Linked DNA regions of Homo sapiens: region 1 is linked to region 2. A link is a contact called in ENCODE Hi-C or POLR2A ChIA-PET data. All regions are on one chromosome and are shown on one strand. Each heading gives the region's core, a stretch centred on a gene start or an enhancer-like site at or near the end of the contact. The rest is flanking DNA. Distances are from core to core; before and after follow the strand shown.

Evidence for each region. Hi-C counts contacts between places; a loop is a spot of excess contacts on that map. ChIA-PET counts read pairs that join two places held with the same protein, here RNA polymerase II (POLR2A). Pooled maps may share reads with other maps.
Region 1: a loop to region 2 is called in a map of dorsolateral prefrontal cortex, with 7 times the contacts of the local background. The contact joins the enhancer-like site here to the promoter of MYCNOS in region 2. A Hi-C loop is called at or near these places in 10 of 168 maps with a recorded cell type or tissue (Caco-2, Calu3, dorsolateral prefrontal cortex and 5 more) and 4 of 50 pooled maps. POLR2A ChIA-PET finds 5 or more read pairs at or near these places in 7 of 52 experiments (H1, SK-N-SH, WTC11 and 2 more).

Annotation. Positions count from the first base shown.
Region 1 is chr2:15,981,417-15,986,317 of GRCh38, forward strand. No RefSeq gene overlaps it. Among named protein-coding and RNA genes, the nearest start is that of MYCNOS, 42 kb to the left of the region's middle. Within about 2 kb of position 3,020, at least 2 of the 41 ENCODE cell types and tissues checked have a DNase peak (open chromatin) inside an H3K27ac peak, as active enhancers do; they include dorsolateral prefrontal cortex, where a contact is called at or near this core.
Region 2 is chr2:15,938,975-15,944,138 of GRCh38, forward strand. MYCNOS (MYCN opposite strand) reads right to left here and starts at 2,711. Exons shown (of 4, transcript NR_110230.2): 1 at 2,558-2,711; 2 at 2,000-2,123. It overlaps MYCN (MYCN proto-oncogene, bHLH transcription factor), which reads left to right and starts at 1,576. Exons shown (of 3, transcript NM_005378.6): 1 at 1,576-1,769; 2 at 2,974-3,880. The coding sequence starts at 3,091. RefSeq lists enhancers at 1-129, 1,174-1,704.

The DNA of each region.
Region 1 (4,901 bases), core at 1,770-4,269, 43 kb after region 2:
GATGCAATCTCGGCTCACTGCAACCTCTACCTCCCAGGTTCAAGCAATTCTCTGCCTCAGCCTCCCGAGTAGCTGGGATTACAGGCATGCGCCACCATACCCAGCTAATTTTTTGTATTTAGTAGAGACAGGGTTTCACCATGTTGGTCAGGCTGGTCTTGAACTCCTGACCTCAGGTGATCCATCTGCCTTGGCCTCTCAAAGTGCTGGGATTACAGGCGTGAGCCACCGCGCCCGGCGTCCAGCTCCTTCTTTTCCTCACCCGTATCTCCCATGAATCTTGTGACTCTAGTACCAGACAGGCCTCAGTACCATGCTCTGTGTCCTGTTCCATCTCCCTGGATGCTGTCACTCCAGTCTCTGTTCAGGAAATCCTACTCTTCCCTCCAGGATCGGCTCTCCTGTTAACCCCATGAAGGCTTCCCAGACCCCCAATGGAACAACCTGCCGCCCCCCCATGCTCCCCTTCCTGTAGAACTGGGTGCTGTGCGCAGGTCAGCACCTTGTCCCTCAGGTGTCTCTTGGGTCCCTAGGAGTCCCCTGGGTCCCACCTGCTCCCTGTATCCCTCCACAGTGCCTAGCCCAATACATAGCTCACAGGTGGGCTCAATTCAGGTTGAACCCAATCCAGAGAAAACCAATTGAAATACATCTAATTTAAGCTTTGCTCTGTCACAGGACTGTGGGATGGGAAGAAGTGATCGCCTCTTCGGCCCAGATTCCAGGTAAATACGTTCTTCCATTTCAAAAGGCTCCCTCACTGGTCCTGGAGAGGGGAAGTAGAGCTGCTCGCCCACTTGGGCTAGCGATGGAGCTTATGAATTCGGAGTTTTCATTCCACCTGGATCTAGGAAGTCTTTTTTAAGAGTCTACTGCGCCAGATAATCTCTGTTCCCCACAAGCCATTCTCTTCTGTGCCTCTAAAGGATAAAGATCTATTTGTCTCTGTGTGTATGTTACAAAAAATGAATGGGGATTTAATTACAGCAGCTCATTTCCTAAAAGGAAGTCCTATTTACGATGCACCATATGTTTTGCCAGCGGCCGTACCCCTGAGGGCTGGAGTCTTGTCAGATCTCCTTAGATAAGCAGGGTTGGGCTGCTTTGGCCTGGACTGGGCCAGGGACCTGGGAGGACAGGCAGAAGGATCCAGGAAGTGAGGAGGGGGACAAAGGTAGGTTTCCAGCCACACCCCGAGCCCAGACCACTGGAGAGCATCAGTCAGCAACCAGGGAAGGCCTCCCTTGCTTCAGAGAAGGTGGATTCAGAGGCTCAGACAATTTGTGATGATTAAAATCGCCTGGCTTTTTTCATCTACTAAAGTGGCTCTTGAGGGGGAGAGAGTCTCTCTGATCCTTCCTTTCGTGGTTTTAATTCCCCCTCTGCCACTTCTGAGCCGGTGCAGATGGCTTCCTGGAGTTCTGAGAACCTTCTAGCAAGGGATGCCGGGCAGGCAAGGGGAGCAGGGAGCTGAGGAGGGGGCTTGGCTCAGTTCTAGTACTCACTCCTTCTTTTAATTGTCTACTATGTTTTCTCTTTCATGGGGCCTACGATTTTAGAGGCCAGGAAGCTGAGGAAGGGCTGTTCAGTACTTCTTAGCTGTAGTTGAATGCAGTTGCTGGAACCTGCTAGTATTTGACACAGCTTAGGAGATTTATCTCAGTCTTACCTTTTCTCTTCTTCCTTTCCAACGTGTTCTGATTCTCTTGCCTCCTCTCTCTGTCTCGCTTTTTAAACTCCATCCCCAGAAAAGTGGTGAACGCCTTCTCCCCGCATGCTGCTTGGAGTGTAGACTGTGAATTTCCCGTGCCAGCTACAATGTCACTGGCTATGATCTCCAGTGGTGGAGGTGGACACCAGAACCTTAGAGTGTCCCTTCCAGCTCCTACACTCCATCAGGTCAATCAGCAGGCAGTCCATTTTTTTCTGCTAAAAGGGTCTGGCCACCTGTGGAGGACACCCACCTGCTCTGAAGCAGGAAGGAACCAGGCAAAGCCAAGAGAAATCAAGCGACTTCCTGCAGGTTGAGCACTTGATGGAAATTAGGATGGGAATTGCCAGTCCTTGGACAGTGGTCCTGGAAGTCTCAGAGACTCGAGACCTGATTTCATTGTAGACACGAGGATAGGGCTGAGGGCTGGCTGGTGGCTGGTTGGTGAGCGGGAGAGTGTGTCTACATAGGGATGTGCCCGCTTACCCAGTGCACATCGGGGGCCCTGCCACCTCCCCCGCTGGGGTCCTGGGAGCCCCTGGAAGACAGGGGCTGACCTGCTCAGTATCTCACACAAAGGAAGTGTTCAGAAGACACCCACAAGCACCACAACCAGATGCCCATGGGCTGCCCTCCTGAGCCTGCCCCAGGTCTCTTCAAATCCTCTGGACACAGCTGCCCTCTGCCTTCCCAAGGGGCCAGATGAAGCCTCTTTCAGGCTCTCCATTTCCGAGACTGTGGCTAAACCTGTTGGCCTCCTCTTCGCATTATCTCCAAGGAGGAATTACATGGGATTTAGATCCATTTAAGAAAGTGTTCTTCTAATTTCCTGGGACTTAAAACTCCGTCGGGCTCTCAGCTACCCCTCTCTAAGTAGAAGGTGATTTGATTCAAGATGCTTTTGCTAATTAGAAACCCCCTTTCACTCTCCTGTTACACAAGAATCCAGGGCACCACATGACCCTCTGAAAAGCTGGCAAGTTTTGCAAAACGTATTTTTAGCTAGAATCAAAGGGTGAGATTTTTGCTCAACTTTGCAACAATGAAGCTGTGATCTCCCTTGCTCTCCTCTTCACTCTTTCCCCTTTCCTCCTCTCCGCACTCTCTCCCTCTCCCCATTTCCCTCTCCTTCTCCCTCTTGCTTCTCCAGCAGGGAGGCCGAGACTGTGTGAGTGCATGCATGTGTGTTCACGTGTGTGTGTGTGCATGCATGCATGTGCGTGCCTGTGTGTAGGTGTGAGGGCCTGGTGGGAGTGTGGGCCGCAGTGCCAGGCGGCCATGCTGCATTTCTGGATGCTCATTGTTCAGTCCCCGTCTCCATGGCGACGGGAGCAGCTGCTCTGTTCTGGGCCTTGGCTGGGCTGTGCGGGGCGGCCTGCCCGCCTGTCTGCCTGCCCGCCCGCCTGCCCGGCCGTGGGAGCTGCCAGCGCCTTGCCCTCCCGCTGCCCACAGGCCCTGCCAGGCTGGGCGCAAGAAAGCGTGTTTACTAACACCATCCACACGGCTCCCTGGGCATGGTGGCTCTGCCCAGAAGATGTCAGGCCGAGGGCACCGGGAGGTGGGCCTGGAGCCAGGCTGTCTGCAGCCCGGAGAGACAGTCCCGGCCGGCTGCTGCCCTGGCCTGCCAGTCTCTGGGCGAGCGCAGGCACTGGGGGTTAAGAGGCCCCCATGAGGCCCTTTCTGAAGTGAACGTTCCCTTCCTGGAATGCCTTGCCAGAGCCTCTGGAACGTTCCAGCCCCAGCGCCCGGTCTGCCCTACCTGACAGCTCTGTCCGTGGGGGCCTCGGTCCTGCGCCGACTGCGGAGCCATGAATGTCCAAAGCACTCACAGACGCGAATAAATGATGCGTATGGGGGTGACCTCAGAGATAGCTTAGACCCACAAAACCTCAGAGCAAACCCCAGGCTGCGCAAGGACAGGTCTCTGTCAGACCGAGTCCTGTCTGGCACTGGGCTGCCCTATTGGGCCCCTTTCAAGACTGGGCCTGGCCTCAGCCCAAGCTCGGGGACTGTGATCCCTATCCCGCTCCTCACCCTCTCCTTGCTTTTCCAGATCGCTCCCCTCCTCACTTTATCTCGGCCTCTCCTTCCCCCCGTGTCTTTCTCCTAGTGCTTCTCCAGACAGGCCTGGACTCTGTGAGTGTGAGCCTGTGTTTCTGTGTGTGTCTCTGTGTGTGTCTCTGTGTGTGTGTGTCTCTGAGTATGTGTCTATGTGCATGTGTCTGTGTGTCTCTGTGTATGTCTATGTGTGTGCTATGTATATGTGCCTGTGTGTGTATGTATGTGTCTTTCTGTGTGTGTCTGTATATGTGTACAGTGTGCCTGTGTGTGTCTCTGTATGTGTGCCTGCGTGTCTGTGTGTGTTTCTCTGTGTGTCTCTGCATGTGTCTTCGTGTGTGTCTGTGTGTCTGCATGTCTTTGTGTGTGTGTGTGTCTGTGTGGCTCCGTGTGTGTCGGTGTGCCTGTGTGTCTGTGTGTGCCTGTGTGTGTCTGTGTGCCTGTGTCTGTGTATTTCTCTGTGTATCTCTGTATGTGTGTCTCCGTGTGTGTATGTGTGCTTGTGTGTGTCTGTATGCGTGTCTCCATGTGTGTCTGTGTGTGTGAGTGTGTGGGTCTGTGTGTGGTCTGTGTGTGTCTCTGAGTATGTGTCTCTGCATGTGTCTGTGTGTCTCTGTGTATGTCTATGTGTGTGCCTGTGTATATGTGCCTTTGTGTGTACGTGTGTGTCTGTGTGTGTGTCTGTGTATGTGTGTCTGTATATGCGTGCATAGCGTGCCTGTGTGTTTGTGTGTGTGCATCTGTGTGTGTGTTTCTCTGTATGTCTCCATGTGTGTGCCTGTGTGCCTCTGTGTGTGTCTCTGTGTGTCTATGTATGTGTGTCTCCATGTGTGTCTGTGTGTGTCTGTATGTGTGTCTCTGTGTATATGTATGTGTGTCTATGTATCTGTGTGTCTGTGGATGTGTGTGTGCGTGCATTACCTTTGGGAAGTTAAGGATATTTCTTCTCTGAACTTTGCCATCAGCACTCAGCCCAGGGCTGAGCCGTGATTGACAGGTTACTAGAAGCTGGTCTGAAAACCTGGGAGCAAAGGGCCAGATGGCCCCGGCCTGCAGCCGCATCTCTCCCTTCCTCCCCCGCAGAGGTGAACTTGCTGTCTGTCTGCTGTGCTTTCCTGAAAGCCCCCGGCCC
Region 2 (5,164 bases), core at 1,461-3,960:
CTCCTTAACTAGATCCAATGGTGAGGTGAAGAGGTGGGGGCGATGGAGAATGGCATTTCCAGTTTGGAGAAAAAAGTAGGGAGAGGCGGGGAAGCCTTCCCACCCCAATCCCAGGGCCAGGTTCCCCTCTCTCCAAACAAGCCTAAGGAATGTTTTTCAAGGCAAAATCCCACCTCACTGTGTATTTGGTTGTGAAGGGGGCTGTCCAGGAGATCAGGGTTGTTTTTGGAGAGTTTGGAGGGCAGGGGCAATAATGTCTGACCCCCTGCAAACAAATACACCTGTAAGAAAAGCTAGACCAGAGTGAAGTAAAGCCAGGATTTGATGGTGGCGGGAAGGGAAGGGGCCAATGCTGCTGCTGGACAGAGGGGTGTTATTTTCCCCAGAAGAATAGCATGTCGTGGTCATCATCATAATAATAGCTGACACAACTATTATGGGCTGGGGACTTATAAGAGCTTTCATAACTCTCAGGTAGGAGGCACTACGAACTCCATTTCACAATTGAGGAAACTGAGGCACAAAGAAACGAAGTAGTGACAGCAGCTTTCCTTTTTCCCTTCAACAGTTTGGAATCAAGCTGTTTGAGCCGAGGCTGGGTCTCAGGAGGTGTGGACAGCACTTCCATCTCGGTAAATCAGATTCGCCTGCCCATAACTGGGGAGAATGGTGGCTTTGAAAAGGTTAACTTGGGAGCCCTGGGGACGGCTGCAGGGAACGTACGCCCATTCCCCCTAGGAAGCAGAGCCAGGCCGCCTCCTCCTCCGCAGTGGTGAGGACGCGTGGACAGTCCCGCGGGGGCGGCGGGAGACCTGCGGAGTGGCCGCACTCCAGGTCCGCGCCAAGGCCGGGCAGCTCCGCTTTCTGCTCAGTCTCCGCGAGGTGTCGCCTTCGGCCGAAGAAACCACCGCGGCGCCACCCTCGTAGCTCGCACTTATTTATTTATTTATTTTCAAACAAGGGGGGCGCCCCTCTTCTTTCAATTTGAAACTGGAAACATCCAGAGGTCTTGTTCCTAAGGGGGCGCGTCCTCTCCCTGCTATTTTGCACCTTCGGACTAGCCTTCTTTCGTAATTACACAGGAGCAACCTCCCTGCAAGGCCTTGCTCAACGTTGGCCTCGCGCTCAGCTGCACAACACGCAGTCAAAGCGGGGGCTGGGTTAGAAGCATCGGTCTCCCCTCCCCAACACACACCCCCGGAGCCCTCCGTAATTTTTTTTTCTTTTAATGACAAGCAATTGCCAGGCTCGCAGGGTGGGTGCTGCATTGCACCGCTCCGCGCGCAGCTGGTTCTCAGAGTGCAGCCGGTGCAAGCCCGGGGGTCCAAAAGGGCGGGAGGAGCACACCCTGGGCTTCCCAGCTTTGCAGCCTTCTCTCTGCAAAGAAAAGCAAGTGGCTTTTGGCGCGAAAGCCTTGGCGCCTCCCCTGATTTTTATGGAAATCAGGAGGGCGGGGTAAAGCCGCTTTCCTCTCCTTTCTCCCTCCCCCTTGTCTGCGCCACAGCCCCCTTCTCTCCCCGCCCCCCGGGTGTGTCAGATTTTTCAGTTAATAATATCCCCCGAGCTTCAAAGCGCAGGCTGTGACAGTCATCTGTCTGGACGCGCTGGGTGGATGCGGGGGGCTCCTGGGAACTGTGTTGGAGCCGAGCAAGCGCTAGCCAGGCGCAAGCGCGCACAGACTGTAGCCATCCGAGGACACCCCCGCCCCCCCGGCCCACCCGGAGACACCCGCGCAGAATCGCCTCCGGATCCCCTGCAGTCGGCGGGAGGTAAGGAGCAGGGCTTGCAAACCGCCCGGCGCCCAGGGAAGCGACGAGCGCCGGGGCAAGGCAAGCCCTGGACGGGATTGCGACGTGCGCACCGGGCGCCCTAATATGCCCGGGGGACTGTTTCTGCTTCCGAAACAAAACCATCTCTGGGTTTTCCCAGAAAAGCCAGTTCCAGCCCCGAAGGCATCCTGGCTAGAGGAGACCCGCCCTAATCCTTTTGCAGCCCTTACCGGGGGGAGTAATGGCTTCTGCGAAAAGAAATTCCCTCGGCTCTAGAAGATCTGTCTGTGTTTGAGCTGTCGGAGAGCCGGTGCGTCCCCACCCCAGGCTGGGGTTCTTCTCCAAAGGGTGCCCCTGGAGGAAGAAGAGGGGGGGATTAGGCAGGGCGAGGCCGCCGCGGTCGCAATCTGGGTCACGGCTGCTCCAGCTTGGAGGAGAGGCGGCTCTCCCGGCGACCCTCCTCGCGCGGGCGCCCCTGCCATTCCCGGGAACAGGGGCTCAGCCTCTCCCTCCCTGGAAGAGGACGTTGTCGTGGGTTTGGAAGAGCAGGGGTGGGCTTAGAGAGCTTCCAATTAAGCTATTGGCAGGAGTATCCCTGCAGCGGGTGAATGCCGAGGGGCGTTTGCTCAAATTTGGGGAGGGGAAGGATTTGTGGATATGGGTGTCTGTTGTTGGTCTCTGTCTAGAGAAAGGCTTTTTTTTATTTGCAAAGTTTTCTAAATCCCCTGCTATCATTTGCACTCCTGAGGTTGCATTTTTACAAAGGGGGTAGAAGGTACTCCAAATACCATTCCCGGTAGCTGGGTCGGAGAGCCTGGGGCTTCCCCTGAGCAGCCGGCCCCACACCGCTGCGAGTGCGGTTGTCTGCGTGCTCGTGAGAGCTAGAATTCTGCAGCCAGGAACAGCCCCCTCCCCCAGGCAGTGCCTTGTGTGAATGAAATGGCAGTTTCCAAAGTTGCGGAGCCTCGCCACCACCCCCTGCATCTGCATGCCCCCTCCCACCCCCTGTCGTAGACAGCTTGTACACAAAAGGAGGGCGGGAGGGAGGGAGCGAGAGGCACAACTTCCTCCACCTTCGGGAGCAGTGGGCAGAGTGGGGGGCTTGGAGGGAAGATTGGGGAACCTGGTTAGAGGGGGCGCCCATTGCCTATCCCCTCGGTCTGCCCCGTTTGCCCACCCTCTCCGGTGTGTCTGTCGGTTGCAGTGTTGGAGGTCGGCGCCGGCCCCCGCCTTCCGCGCCCCCCACGGGAAGGAAGCACCCCCGGTATTAAAACGAACGGGGCGGAAAGAAGCCCTCAGTCGCCGGCCGGGAGGCGAGCCGATGCCGAGCTGCTCCACGTCCACCATGCCGGGCATGATCTGCAAGAACCCAGACCTCGAGTTTGACTCGCTACAGCCCTGCTTCTACCCGGACGAAGATGACTTCTACTTCGGCGGCCCCGACTCGACCCCCCCGGGGGAGGACATCTGGAAGAAGTTTGAGCTGCTGCCCACGCCCCCGCTGTCGCCCAGCCGTGGCTTCGCGGAGCACAGCTCCGAGCCCCCGAGCTGGGTCACGGAGATGCTGCTTGAGAACGAGCTGTGGGGCAGCCCGGCCGAGGAGGACGCGTTCGGCCTGGGGGGACTGGGTGGCCTCACCCCCAACCCGGTCATCCTCCAGGACTGCATGTGGAGCGGCTTCTCCGCCCGCGAGAAGCTGGAGCGCGCCGTGAGCGAGAAGCTGCAGCACGGCCGCGGGCCGCCAACCGCCGGTTCCACCGCCCAGTCCCCGGGAGCCGGCGCCGCCAGCCCTGCGGGTCGCGGGCACGGCGGGGCTGCGGGAGCCGGCCGCGCCGGGGCCGCCCTGCCCGCCGAGCTCGCCCACCCGGCCGCCGAGTGCGTGGATCCCGCCGTGGTCTTCCCCTTTCCCGTGAACAAGCGCGAGCCAGCGCCCGTGCCCGCAGCCCCGGCCAGTGCCCCGGCGGCGGGCCCTGCGGTCGCCTCGGGGGCGGGTATTGCCGCCCCAGCCGGGGCCCCGGGGGTCGCCCCTCCGCGCCCAGGCGGCCGCCAGACCAGCGGCGGCGACCACAAGGCCCTCAGTACCTCCGGAGAGGACACCCTGAGCGATTCAGGTAAAGACCGAACTCGGGTCCGGCTGCCTCCCTGGGGCACTGGACCCCGGGTCGCGTCCCCTTTGTTAGTGCTCGTATGTCTTGGCCTGGGGAGCATTTTGGAGGCAGTGCTAGGGGCAGAGAGGTCCTGTTTCCCCCAAGTCTCTCCTCGGGGTAAAGAGAAGGGGCTGAGAGAATGCCGTTGCAAAAGGGGTGCTCTCCAATTCTCGCCTTCACTAAAGTTCCTTCCACCCTCTCCTGGGGAGCCCTCCTCTAGGCCATCACGGGCCCTCACCCGGTCCCCCACCTCTCTTTTGCAGCGCAGTCTGAGGAATAAAATTGGAGAAAGTTGGTGGCTAAACCGGGTGGGGGTTTAGGGGGTTGCTGGGTGCACTGCCTGGACAGAAACCTGTTAGCGCAGGGGTGAAAGGGACTCTCTGGCCCAGGTCAGGGGAGGGAAAGACATCCCGAGAAGATTCAAGGGCTGTGCAAAGCCCTGTTTAAGGCGCAGGAACTTATAGGAGGGTTGCACAGATGGCTAGAGCCGATTTTCTATTCTTTTTCTTTTTCTTTTTTTTTTTTTTTCAAATGTCGGTACCTTTCCCTTCCCCCATCCTCGGTGGGTGGTGGGCTATTTGCTCCTGGTGCGTGGCCAGCAGGCGGCGATATGCGAGGCCAGCAGGCGGGCCCGGGATCTGAAAGGCTGGGGGTGGTGGGGGCACCCTCCCTCCCTCCATTCAGCAGCTGGCTGCAAGTGCAACAGCAGTTGTGTACATTCTCAGGGGGCCTCCTCTTTCCAGTGTGCAGTGGAAACTGGCTGTAGTTTTGTCTTCCAGCCTGAATTCCAGGCCTAATTTGAGATGTGAGTTGTATCTGTAACCCAGTGCCCTTGAAGGTGAGGGCAGGCACTCAGCAGCCTCTCCAGGAAGGCTCACATCCTGGGAGGACTCACTGATTAGTTCTATTGTGTTCATTTGTCTGTGTCTTAAGCTGAAGGGAAGAGTTAAAACCAAGCCTTTCCCTGGGGGTCTGGATGAACAGAACTCAACCCAAAGAGTGGCATTGCCTTGTCCTTGGAGCAGGGAGCTGGGACCCCCCTTGGACTTTGAAAACCAGTGTTTTCAGAATGCAGGTGGATAACAAGCCTAAATTTACTTCTGGGCTGAGGAGAGATCTTTGAGGCTCCTGGAAGGAAACTTGGTGATAAGCCTCCAGTTTGAAACGGCTCTGTCCCTTTAATGTCTGTGCCTTGACAGCTTTTGGTGAGGAAGCACTTCCTTCCAACAGCTGTCTTCTTGGCAGAAA